Regions from separate parts of the Homo sapiens genome. Here region 2 is linked to region 1. The links are chromatin contacts, found by Hi-C or POLR2A ChIA-PET in ENCODE. All regions are on one chromosome and are shown on one strand. The core of a region is the stretch at or near the end of the contact, and the rest is flanking DNA. Distances in the headings are between cores, read along the strand shown.

What was found. Hi-C counts contacts between places; a loop is a spot of excess contacts on that map. ChIA-PET counts read pairs that join two places held with the same protein, here RNA polymerase II (POLR2A). Pooled maps may share reads with other maps.
Region 2: a pooled map of gastrocnemius medialis shows a loop between it and region 1 (7-fold over the local background). The contact joins two enhancer-like sites. A Hi-C loop is called at or near these places in 2 of 168 maps with a recorded cell type or tissue (heart left ventricle and sciatic nerve) and 1 of 50 pooled maps. POLR2A ChIA-PET finds 5 or more read pairs at or near these places in 1 of 52 experiments (activated naive CD4-positive, alpha-beta T cell).

What each region holds. Positions count from the first base shown.
Region 1 is chr15:91,778,355-91,785,181 of GRCh38, forward strand. No RefSeq gene overlaps it. Among named protein-coding and RNA genes, the nearest start is that of SLCO3A1, 72 kb to the right of the region's middle. Within about 2 kb of position 4,090, at least 2 of the 41 ENCODE cell types and tissues checked have a DNase peak (open chromatin) inside an H3K27ac peak, as active enhancers do.
Region 2 is chr15:91,820,634-91,827,460 of GRCh38, forward strand. No RefSeq gene overlaps it. Among named protein-coding and RNA genes, the nearest start is that of SLCO3A1, 30 kb to the right of the region's middle. Within about 2 kb of position 3,783, at least 2 of the 41 ENCODE cell types and tissues checked have a DNase peak (open chromatin) inside an H3K27ac peak, as active enhancers do.

The DNA of each region.
Region 1 (6,827 bases), core at 2,840-5,339:
TTGCATTGTGTGTAGTAGCAGAAATGAAAAGAATTTTTTAAGAGAGAAAAAAAGAAATGAAAATCTATATGCTTATCAACAGGAGAATTAATTACTAAAAAGGTGTAAAATTTTTATAAGATGGAAAGTAAGCAAAATGGAAAGGAGCTAAAATGAATGAACTAGAGCTACATTTACCTATGTGGAAAATTTCAATACAAATTTACAAAATTTTTTAAAATAAAAATAAAGCAAATAACAAAAGGTTACATACAACATGACATCCTTAATATGAAGCTTAAAACTCTGCAAACTAAGTTATATATGGTTGATAGACACATGTCTATGTAGTAAAAGTGAAAAAATCTGCATGGGTGCACCTGTAGTTCCAGCTACTTGAGGGGCGGAGGTGGGAGGATCGCTTGGGCACAGGAGGTTGAGGCTGCAGTCAGCTGTGTTTGTGCCACTGCACTTCAGCCTGGGTGACACAGCAAGACCTTGTCTCAAAAAAATAAAACATTAAAACAGTTTTTTAAAAAATAAAAATCTGCCTGGGAACGATATCCTCAACATTAAGACGGTAGTTATTTTGGGGGACAAAGTGAAAAATGGCTTTAGAGCAGTTACAAAGGGAGCTTCAGCTTTAACTGTGCTATTTTATTTCTTGATAAAAATCTACAACATATGTGTTTTACAATATACATATATGGAAAAATAGTACAGTTTAACAAAGCTAGGTGGTGGGTACATAGTTTTATTATTGCTGTCGTTAGTATTCTTTATGCATATCTCTGTGTGTCAAATATTTTATAATAATGAAGCACGAAAAATGTTGTAGGCTCCCTTTACTGGCAGGTTCAGTTTGAGGCTGCACGGGTTTTTTAGAGTTAATCCTTGCACCAGCCTGAGACTAAATTAAATGGTAGATCTTTGCAGCTAGCAGCTTGTGCCCCCAACAGCACCCTAGCATGCCCTTAAGCAGCCTTTCTTTGCTTTCTACCTGCTTTGTTTTACCTGGGACTCCAGAATCAATGCAGAGAAGAATGCAATGAAATGAAAATCCCCGTTGGAAATCTTGTTTCTTTTGAGGGCAGGATCCCTTTGAATATTTAGATCCTGTGTGTAATTCCTACACAATATATGGATGAGTGAGTCCTTAGACTTGACAATGGCATTTCAGGAGGACTTTCCTTATCCATGGGGGATATATCACAAGACCCCCAGTGGATGCCAGAAACCAAAGTTAGTACAGAACCATCTGTGTGTGTGTGTGTGTGTGTGTGTGTGTGTGTGTGTGTGTGTGTGTATGTATATGTATATTAATCTTTCTTCCTATATATACATACCTATAATGTTTCATTTATAAATTAGGTACAGTAAGAGGATAACAATAATAAAATAGAACAATTATAACAACATACTGTAATAAAAGTTATGTGAATGTTTATTTCTGGAATTTTCCATTTAATATTTCAAGTTTGACCCTGGGAAACTGAAACCTTGAAAAGCGAAATCATAGACAAGCGGAGACTGCTTTAGTCTCACAGAGAAAACCTTCACATCTTTTTGTTTTCAGAGTGCCGACCAGAGGTTAAATAGGGACAGAGTTTGTCCCTGGTTCCCTGTCCCCCAATTCCTTTCAGCTGCCTCCTTACTCCTCCAAGTAAGAAAGCACCCAAGCACACCACCCACTCTGCCCTAGAAGTGCCCGATATCTTCAAAACTGCCCTGCCCTGCCCGAAGATCCTCTCCCCTGACCTTGACACCCCACCTGTGCCTGGCCTTTAAGCCAGTGCTTCACATTGCCTGTGCTCCCTTCCCACCCTTGCCCCATTCAGAGCTCCCCTGCTTACCATCTCCTTGGGGACCTGCGTCCTACCAAGGGGAAGATGAGGTGGTGCATTTGCATGCAGTCAGCCGTCTGAGTCTTTAACCCAAAGCCGGGACCCAGGGCATTGAAAAAGAAGCAGGAAAGGTATTTGGGGGCAGGTAGCCTTTTTAGTTTACCCATATCTAAGGGTTTCCTGAGTTTCCCCCAGACAAGCTTTAATTTGGGGGAATTCTTTCCTTTTGACCTGGTATCATAGACTTGGCACACACATTGGGAGCCAGTGGATCCTGGTTGAAACTTTGTCTGCTACTTTCTGGCTGGCTGACCCCAGGCAAATTTCTTAAACATCCTGTATTCTTAAACAAACAGTTTTCCCAGAAGTAAAATAGGGAACTAAATAAGATAAACTGTAAAAGGCTGCATCAGAGCACTGCTCAGTTGATGTTAGTTCCTGTATTAGTTATCTATGGCTGTACAACCAATTAGCCCAAACACAGCAGCTTATAACAGTATGCATTAGTTATCTCACACTTCTGGTAAATCAGGAATCTGGGTGCAACATTGCTGGATCTTCTGGCTTAGGATCCCACAGGCTACAACCAAGGTGTCGACGAGGGCGAGTCATCTTAAGACCTGACTGGGGAAGGATCTGCTTCCAAACTCACTCACGTGGTTGTTAACAGGATTCAAGCTCCTTGTGGGCTGTTGGAATGGGGGCCTCAGTTCCCCAGTGGCTGATGGATGGAGGCTGTCCTGTGTTCCTTGCCACGTGGGCCTCTGCAGCATGGCAGTGGGCTTCATTAAAGTAAGCAAACTAAGAATGCAAAACACACACAGAGAGAGAGAGAGAGAGAGAAAGATGGAAGTCATGATCTTTTATAATCTAGGCTCAGAAGTGACATCCTCTCCCTTTTGCCATATGCTACTCATTAGAAGCAGGGAGGTCTGGCCCGCACTCATGGGGAGGGAACTACACAAGGATATGAGGCCCAGAAGGCAGGGTGCACTGGGGGCCTCGCTTCAAGGCTGCATACCACCGTTCCTTTACTTTCCCATTTTGACTCATCCTCACCAAAAGGACACTGCCATGCATTGCTCTTCATTCAACTTATTTTATTTTCAGTGATTTTATAATGCCTATGCATATCATTTAATATTTCTGTAACTTTTCATTCAAATATTTACCTAGAAAGTATGAAGTATTCCCTTATGTGTACCTCTACAGCTTCTTTCCTTTGAGAATTTCTGATACCTTAAGATCAGTGATATAATAATTCTGCTACAGCCTCCTTTCTTCTCAGCTGCGATCCAGCTAATGAGCCACTGGGGGACCAAGGCTCAAGATCAGTCATGTATCCACTCCTTTCTGGCCCAGTGACCCCTCACACAGCATGTCTTTGGGCCTGAAGGTCATTCTATCTGTCCACAAACACAGAATAAGCCACCATCTAGAAACTGCCCTTAATTCACAATGCCATTCTCCCTTTGCTGCCTAGGAAGATGAGCTGTGCTGAGTTTCCCTTGCCCAACCCAGGAAGACCGAAGACAGGCTCTCAGTTCTGTGTCTGCCTATGTCTGTCTCCAGACCAGGAGGGCATAGTCTTCTCTTTCCTCTTGTGTTCTCACACAGTGCCATCAGTCAGGGCCCTGCACAGCTCTGCTGAGACACCCCCGTGGCCATACTTGTCCCAATCTCCAACACATGACAGTATAAATTCATGATCACCCAGAGCATCATAAACACAGCTCCATCTCAGGAAACTCAGAATGCCAAAGCCTCCTTCTTCTTGTCTCTTTTGTGCAGCTTTGCCCTCTATCAAAACTTTTGGACCTTCAGAGTGCTTGATGAGCAAATGAGAAATTGCTTAGATTGGTGTCACTTCATCACTTGCTGCTTGCCTGGCCCCACTCTGCCTCTCTCTATGTGTTCCCTGTCCACTGTTCTCTGTTGTCAGCCTCACAGCACCCAGAAGGAGCTATGGGCAGTATCAATGGTTGTCTCCTAGCTCCCTTAGGGTGATTGATACCTCTCCACTTTTGCTCAAGTTATCCTCAGTATCTCTGATGCTCTTCTTATCTGACGAGCTCTTCTTCTTCCTTTGGAACTCAGCCAGATGCCAGTTTCAGGAAACTAGGTCCTAATTATAAGCTTCAGAGTGGCCCTCGTGTGACAGAATATAGTGCCACCATATGACTTACTATATTCTATTGAAATGTGTTATTTGCACACTTACCTCCACGTGGGACTTTTGCCAAGATGGGCCCAATGCCAACGTTATTGCCTCATGGTTACTGGCATTATCTTATATCAACTACCCTAAAAACCTAGGCATTGTTTTTATTCTCACTTTGCACATAAGGAAACCAAGGTTAAGTAGCTTGCTGGAGGTCACGAGGTTAAGAAGTAGCAGAAGGAAGTTTCAAATCCAATCTATCAGACCGCAAAGTTCATGCACTAAACCATTAGGCTACACTGCCTAGTTCTTCTCCCCTCTTCCTCTCAGCCCTCAGCCCTCTGCCCTCTTCCCCACCCTCTTAGTAAGGGGGCCCAGCACTAAGTTGGCGCGTAATCAATGTTTGTCTAATACAATGGAGTTGGGCCCCGTTTTTTACAGATAAGAAAATTACATTCCTATTGCCTTCATCAGAGCCAGGAAAATGAGCAGGACTTTTTATATGTCGGGGTTTTAAATAGATTTATTTCATGTTTTCCTAAGTGACTGAATAATCATCATTCTCATCAATACACACAGGCACAATACAACCTGCAGATGAAAAGACCGTATACTTACAAAGGTAGTTTGTTGTTGAAATGTAAACATCTTGTGCTTACATGCCTCTAGATTCAGCTATGAAACACCTCAACCAGTCTAAGATGCATTCTTAAAAATGAGGGGGAAAGAATATTAACTACACTTGCAAAATGTACGGTAATTTGTAAGGTGGCTTTTAACTGTTGCTGAGTCAAGGCTGTTCATCTGCCATTCCTCACTGTCCCTTTAAATACCACTCTCTGTCACTTCGGTGAAAGGAGAATGATGTATATTTCTAATTATAACCAACCAGGCACTTCCACACTCTGTTTGGTTCCCTGCAGGTTACACTATTTGCCAATATCTATTTAATTGTAGCAATAACAGGAAAAACTCCCAAATCCAACCAGCTAGAAATTCTCTGGCTCTCTTCCACTTTAGTGGAATCAAATTTTTGCACTTGCGGTCATCTTTATATATGAGAGGAGAGTGAGGCTGGGAGAAACTTGGTGTTAAAAATAAAGCAAAGTTACAGACTCTCACTCTCTAGAGCTCATGGAAGATTCTGGCTTTTTATTATTAATGATTAGCATTGACACCATCCCCCAACCTCAAGAGCATGCTGAGGATCTTCAGGGAACTCCAGCTTGATCTGGGCAGCTGCCAGGGTTGACATCTATCTGAAGATTCTGTTCTCCTCCTGCCCATCATGTCAAGGTACCATGCAGGGTGAGTCAAAGTGAGTAGCATTGTGTGTCCACCCCCTGAGGCCTGCCTCCCACCCTGAAACCTTTGCCACCTCTCCCATAGCCACCACCTTCCTCTTTCCCATGCCTAAGGCTGCCTTGGCCCCTAAATACCCCCACCTGCCCCAACATTCACCATTGAGGGATGGGGGTTACCAATCAGCTACATCACTAAATTAAATACTGACAATATGCTACCAATAGGAGAACACCTTCTAGTTAGAAAATTCAGCTTTTCTTGATAATGCCCCTGCTTGTGAATCTAGCACAAAAGTCTCTCTAGGGACAGAATTCTAGAATGGTTAAGAATGTATTTTTAGGCAGATGGAAGCTTTTTAGAAAATCTTGGATTTGACTGCATCATAAATGGTGCAGGGATGAGCAAGCAAAGGGGAGGGGAACATGGGCTGTGCACTTTCCATGCCAAGCACTGTGCCAGAGTCTAAATTCAGAATATATCATTTCATTGCTACTCTCACCCTTTGGGTAGATATGAAGATCTATGTTCTTTTTTTTTTTTTTTTTTTTTTTTTTTTTTTGAGATGGAGTCTGGCTCTGTCGCCCAGGCTGGAGTGCAGTGGTGCGATCTCGGCTGACTGCAAGCTCCGCCTCCTGGGTTCATGCCATTCTCCTGCCTCAGCCTCCCGAGTAGCTGGGACTACAGGCACCTGCCACCACGCCCGGCTAATTTTTTTTTTTTTTTTTTTTGTATTTTTAGTAGAGACGGGATTTCACCATGTTAGCCAGGATGGTCTCAATCTCCTGACCTCGTGATCCGCCCGCCTCAGCCTCCCAAAGTGCTGGGATTACAGGCGTGAGCCACCGTGCCCAGCCTGAAGATCCATATTCTTGTAGTTGAGGAGACTGAGGCTCGAGGAGACTGAGGCTCAAGGAGATCACATAGCTCTTCTGAGGTCACATGTCAAAATCGAAGCTTGAGCCCTGCTTAGGGGATCTCTAAAGTGTTGATTTTCCCTTGACACTATGTGGGGACCAGGGGCAAGTGTTGGCCCAGGTCAAGTAAAGGTACAGCTTCTGCACATGGAGCCAGGACAAGAGCTGCTCTTCTAGAGAAGGATGAATGGCAAGTTCCAGATTCTCACTATTTGGAGGTCATGGAAGATTCTAGGCTTTTCTTATTAATGTTTAGTACAACACCATCACCCTCAGCTTGAGAGCACACCGAGGACCTTCACAGCTAGCATCTGAGCTTGATCACAGCTGCCACCAGGGTTGGCATGTGTCAGAAAATGCCTCCAACAGACACCTGTAACAGAGTTGGCATCTGCCCAAATCCAATGCCTAGGTAAGGGACTGTGCCCAGGCAGAGGCAAGGGACTACAAGGAAAGGGCCAAGTAACCAGGAGATGCAGCAGATGCACTTAGAGAGATGCGAGAAAGCAAGAGAAGGGCTCCAGGGAGGGCCAGGGCAGGCCCACAGAAACTGGTTCATGGCTGGAACTCCATCTATTTGGTAACTGGAGGACAGCGCAGAGACCTTAGCAGATGACTCAGTCA
Region 2 (6,827 bases), core at 2,533-5,032, 42 kb after region 1:
GTGTGTGGAAAATTTTCTCTCTGTTGACGGATGCCAGGCACCTTTAAATATAGAAGTATCCTCCTAGAAGGAATAAATTAATAAAATGAGGCACATCAAAGGTAGGTTTTATGTATTTTATTGAAGTAAACATGTTCATCAGCTCTGAGAAAGAACTGTGGCATAAGAAAAAGGGCTTGAGCACCCAAGATTTTCAACCATTTCTAGGAAAACCAGAAGTATTGTGCTCACTTATGGTGACTGAACAGACTATTCAGGTTTTATGATTATTAATAAGGTTTTGAACTAAAGAACTTTTCTTATAGATTAAAAAGGAAAAGAACCTCAATTTCAGTTCCCTCTATTTTGGAAAGGACAAAGCTCTTCACACAGATCTTAAAAGAAGCAGAAATGGAAGGGAAACCAGGAACATTCTAGAAAATAAGTCTTTCATTAATTTGGACTCTTTACAGCAGAAGAAACATAAGATAAGGCCATCTTTGTGATCCCTATATGCTCTGTTTACAGATCTGATACTCACATATCACCCTTTGCAACACTTCTAACAAACGGAATACCCTGGAAGTGACAAGATGTGGCTCTCTGTGTGGAACACTTACTCTGGGGAAAGCCAGCTGCCTTATGAGGTGACTCAGGTACCCTTACAGAGAGGGCTTTATGGTGAAGGGCTAAGGCTTCCAGCCAGCAGCTATGTGAGGGCACCATCTTGGAAGCAGATCTTTCAGCCTCAGTCCAGCCTTCAGATGACTCTGCAACTCCAGCCATCAGCTTGAGTGGCCCTGAGCAAGAACCAACCAGCTTAAATGGCTCCCAAGTTCCTGGCCTATAGAAACAAAGATAAGAAGGTTTGTTTCAAGCCTGTAAGTTTTAAGGCTTACATAGCAATAGATAACTGATAAACGGTATAATAATAGTAAAAAACTACAAACACGTATTGAGTTTACCGAAATATAATCTCCTGGTAGAAAGGAATCATGTCTATTTATCTTGCCATTGGCACCTCAGGGCTTGGCACAAAGCCAGTGCTTAATACATATGTGGTGATTCAGTAAAAGTGTAAGACCTTAGTCACATGGCTGATATATTACGTACTTTACACATATTTCCTAATTTAATTCTCCCAGCTACTCTATGAAATATATTTATTATCCTTATTTACAATCTGAGGCTTTGCAAGATTATATAACTAGATTCCTGAATCTCTGACTCCAGACCCACGGACAGGGTCTAGTCATGCTGATGTATGTTTTTGCACTTGCTGTGCAATCAGCTGGAGACACGGTATCCCTGCAGCTCTCGAGACTTAGAACTCTGACCATGGAACCAAAATGTGTCAACACTCCTGTGGAGACTGTAGCCAGCTTATGCTTCTGCGGGAAAGCAGAAGGAGCTCAGCTAGTTAGGATGGGAAGATACAAGTCAGCTTCTAGAGGGGAAGGATGGGCAGGACCTGCACAAGGTAAATAGAAACAAGCTAGTGTCCCTCTCAGCAGATCCTCCCTCCCTCTAGGTGGCTTCACACAAGTCTCGTCTCTGCCATTGGCAGCAACCTTTTAGGCTGGTTCAAAACCAAAGAAACAAAGTGCCCAGGTCTGTGCAGGTTTCACAAGACATCACCTGGATTCTCCAAACACAGCACACTCTGGGGATTAAGTTCTTGGATCCAAGACCCTGGATCACATTCCTGACCCCTCACTAAGCCCTGAGGGAAAAATGTTGAGTTGTTGAAAATGAGGTTAAAAGGGATTGAACTACCAAATCCAATCAACATTCAACATATACTGAACACTAACCACACTTTTGAGTAACTAAATATGTAGTTTGTTGGTGGTAAACTGGTTTATTGTTTTAAAACATAAAAATCTGGAGTATTGATAAAATTTATTAAGAGCATGAAGGTTTCCTTTTGTGCTGTTTTAGGGCTTTTAGCTTCATTTCATAAAATATTGTGGCTCTAGGATGAGATAAAATTAAACTTGGAAATAATCTTACCAGTATTTGCCCTTACAATTCTATCTAGTCCTACATTGAGGATGGCTATTTTTTTCTGAAAATTAAGTTTTAAATAGAGTTCCAGAAGCCAGTATGCCCCATGAGAGAATCTCAAGGTAATGTATCTTAATTTCCCCCAATAAACAGCTTATTTTTCTGGTGGAAAGAGAGGAAAATGGGAAACACATTTTAAATTTTTTGTAGTTTTAAATTACTATGAATACATAATACTTGTACATATTTATTTTTATGTCAAAATAATTTTAGAAAAATAATGACTCAGAAAGAAGCTCATATAAATTCAGGGAAAAGGCAGATTACTAAAAAGTATGTATATTATGATGCTCTCACATTAAATATAGAGAGAGAAATATTTATGTTTACATATAGAAAAGACTAGGATAAACACTAAATATTAGCTTTGCCCTCCATTTACCCTCCTTCTGTTTCTTTCTTCCAGTGCCTATAAGTGCCTACTATGTATCAGGCACCATCCTAGGCTTCAGGTCCCAGAGATAAGGCTCAGGTTTGCCCTCAAGTAGCTCATAGTTCAGTGAGAAAGTCAGCAAAGTCAACAAATGCTTGGGAAAAAAACCAGACTTATAAAAGGCAGTGATATGCTTTGGATCTGTGTCCCCACCCAAATCTCATGTTCAATTGTAATCCTCAGTGTTGGAGATGGGGCCTGATGGGAGGTGATTGGATCATGGGGGTGGATACTTCATGAATGGTTTAGCACCATCCTCTCAGTGCTGTTCTCATCATGGTGAGTGAGTTCTCACAAGATCTGGTTGTTTAAAAGTGTGTAGCACCTCCCACCCACCTTGCTCCTGCTCTGGCCATAATGGGCCTACTTTCCCTTCGCCTTCTGCCATGATTGTAAGTTCCCTGCGGCCTCCCCTGAAGCTGATGCTGCCATGCTTCCTGTACAGCCTGCAGAACCATGAGCCTATTAAACCTCTTTTCTTTATAAATTACCCCATCTCAGGCATTTCTTTATAGCAGTGCAAGAACAGATTAATACAGGCAGTATAGCATAATGGTTCTTAGAAGCTGCTTTTGTGATCAGCAGATAGACCTGACGACAAACCATAGTTTTACACTTCCTAGCTTAAGCAAATTATCTCATTTCTCTAAGCTTCAATGCTCTTGCTTGCAAGTGGGGATAAAAATAGCTACCCCATAGATAATTGTAAGGGATAGAAGGAATCATATGAATACGAAGCACGCAGCATGAGAGTTGCCCATAGTAAGCACTCAATAAATGGCTTCCATTGACTTTATCACAGAGGGCATAGTGCAAGCCTAGAGGAGGCTAAAAGGCTCATAAAGATCAAAATCCCTGAGCTGATCATCCTATGATTAACCCTAAATAGGTAATGATAAATCACAAACACAGGGTTTGTGTTCTATATCGACCCAATCATTGGGCAAAACCTGCCACTGTTATCTTACAAAAATTTCCGGAATCTACATCACCAAACTCCTGTCTAAAAAGAACATTCGTTTTTTTCCCCAAAGCTTTTAGCTTCACTCATGTTTATTGCCCCTTCCAAAGGGTCCCAGGGCAGCCCCCAACAGACAGCAAAGCCAAAAACAGCTCAAAGGCATCCACCAGAGGCCCCAGAAGGCTGACTTCTCACATTTCTTCCTTTTTTCTTTCTGCTTTTTCTAGCCATTTCACTGGAAAATGTAATTCCTACCATAATTAAAAGAGTTCTGAATCTTACTTTCTTGAGAGGTAGCATAGTGTGAGAGAGAAAACCCAGCCCTCAGAGTCAGCCAGTCCTGAGTCTGAATCCCATGGCTCAGAGCCCAGAAACCTTGAGCGAATAACGCATGCCAGTCTCTGTCCTCATGTTTCTGCATAACAGTGAAAAGAACTATCTTGTGGATTTGGTGCGGACATGAAAGGAAGGTCACTTATGGAAGGTCACTCACTGAGTAACCAAAACTTGGCACATGCTCAATAAATGTTGGTTTTCTTTTTTTGTCAATAAAAATGATATGTTGACTGTATTTACACACAAATTTTGTAACTGTCACTTAATGCCAATATGCCCTCATTCTCTCATTGTGTGTATTCAAATGCAGAGTAAATAAGCCTTTCAGATGCTTTTAAAGTTGAAACCCTACTGAATTGATTACGTTTTGAGGGGAGAATGTGCATCTATCATTCATTTTTAGCATAATCAGACAATACTGACAAGAGGTGAAATGAAAACAACATTGCTCAAATTGGTTGAGCTCCATTAATTACCATTACCCAAAAGTCTGAGTGAAAATTCAGCTCAGCTAAATGACACTATTCCCATTAGAAATCATATTAAAATTTTGCAACTGAAGGGTTAATATACCCCAAGGTATCTTTTTTGAATAGGCCAGGTTTTGTCAATTTGCCTCTGCAATTTCTAAAGTATCTTTATCCTTATATCCATCCTCTCTGTAGCCTCCCAAAATAAAGAGTTAAATCTCTGTCTTCAATAATCACAAAACCTTTTAACTATTCACCCCTGGATTCTGTCTCCTCACTACTATCTATCTGAAACACAGAAGCCAGAGTAACACTTCCATTTTCACATCAGCATCTGGTAAATAGCCACTGATCCAGTCTCCCCAGTGATACCCTGTCAGTCTAGCTGCTCCACCATCCTTCCTCTCTCTAGACTTCAAGTTCAAGGAGCTTAATGCATCAGGGCACCTTGCCCTGCACCAACTCTAGTTAATTCATGTCCAGGCTGGCTGTCCCTATATGCTTATAAGCTTTGGATACTGCCTATGATCCACCAAATAAAGTCGAGATCCCTTGGCATGGTATCAAGGATTCTCATAATGGGATACCATTTTCACCCTTATTTACAAATAATACGAATGATATCCTAAACTAGGATATCTCAACACTTAGTATGCACACGAATCATTTGGGGATCTTGCTTAAACTTTAGATTCTGATTTAGTCAGGTCAGAGTGAGGGCCTGAGATCCTGCATTCCTGACAAGGGGATGTTGATGCTGCTTTTCCACAGGCCACAACTGGAATGCCCTCTGGTCTTAGTTAATTGGTTGATACCTCAAAGCCAAGCTCAAATGCAACCTCCTCACTAAAATTTTCTCTGATTTTCTGAAGTAAATACGAACTATTTCTCCCTGGAATTCTTGTATGTTTGATTGGGAAATCAATCACCAAACACGCCCAACTAGCAGAGTTTTCATATACATTTCCATTTTAGGACAAATTTTATTGTTTCCCTCTAAGTTGACCCAAGCATACCTTTAAATGATCTGCACATTCATGATTAATTCTGCACAGTAATTAAAGTACTACAAGAAGCTCCCATTCATTCAGGGTAAAATAACCAGAAAAATGTGAACAACCTAAACGGTGCAGAATTGCATGATAATAATTTATGTTCATAGTAATAACCCAGAGGCATAGGGAGCCTAAAATAGCTTCTGGATCATCAAAGAAAGATTAAAATTATGTTCGGCATATTTTAGTGTTAAGTGAAATTGTGTTCTAATTCTCTGAAAACTGACATGGGTGTGTGTGTGTGTCTGTGTGTGTGTGTGTGTGTGTGTGTGTGTATGGTGTGTTCTGATTCCTTGAAAACATATAAGAAATGTGTAATTGTCATTGTCAGTTACATGTAATATTTATCACCCTTAGCACCAACTCTGTGCCTGCCATTCCCCTATCACACATGCACACACACTCACATGCACACACACCCACACGATTTCTCAGAAAATAAAATAGGAAGGCTCGGATTCTACTATGCTTCCAAATTCCCAAAATAAACTTCTTGGAGCCCTCTTTTTTTTCCCTAAAATTGAAGACCCTGTAATTATCTGGACTAAGCCTAGATACAGGCTATTTCTCCATTGTTATATATTCTCATAATGAATGCATATTGTTTTTCATTCCACAGGGATTTGCAATGGGCGACATGCATTCCCATACTAAAATCTAAAAAATGAATTAAATATGCAAAAGAGAAAAACAACAGCCAAATATAAATGAAGCCAGGAAGAGCAGTTGCCCGGACATGGGTTTCGTAAAGTGTTGCCTCATTGTTGGCCTGGAGCAGGGAGGTCAGTATGCTTAGGTCTGACTTCCTGCCTCCACTACCTGTTTCCTTTCTCCTTCCCACAACGAGCCAGGTAGTTGGGTAGGTTTTACCCTGTTCTTCCACTCTGGGACTCGTGTATACACATATCCTCCTTTTTCCAGAGGTGATGTATGCCTCCTGTCCTCCCTGGGAATATATTGGAATTCTTGCTTCATTTACTAGGAGAATAAATCACACATTTGTTTAATATTTTCTTAAAACATGACATTCAATGCATTATTTCCCTAATAAACTATTGTTCCCTCCCCCTACCCACCACTTCCACTCCAATGACACTTTCTTTCATCCAGAAATCTACCTCCTTCCAGGGAAGTGGGATGTAGGTTTCATTCTGCACATGTGTATTTATCTTCCAGGCCCCCAGACTTTGGCCAAGTGAGCTTCATTATTGGCTGAAAATCTCACTTCCTATCAGTGGGGAATCCTTCTCATCCTCTTGGCTTTCTTAACTCTGGCATCATTCATCATGGAGTCTAGCCATACAATCAGGAAAGCTTTCCTCCAGTGGGGGTGAGCCTAGAGTGGGCCTTGCAATTGCCAATGGGCCCCAAAGCAGCAGGAGGTGAGGACTAGCTCTTTAGCTGACACCCCTGCCACGTCCTGTTTGTTCCTCCAGAGCCTGGCTCAAGAAAGGAACAGATGATGGCCAAGCACGGGCTTCCCTGGGGCTCTCATGGCTCCCCCGGTTACCTCTGGGGGAGGTCTT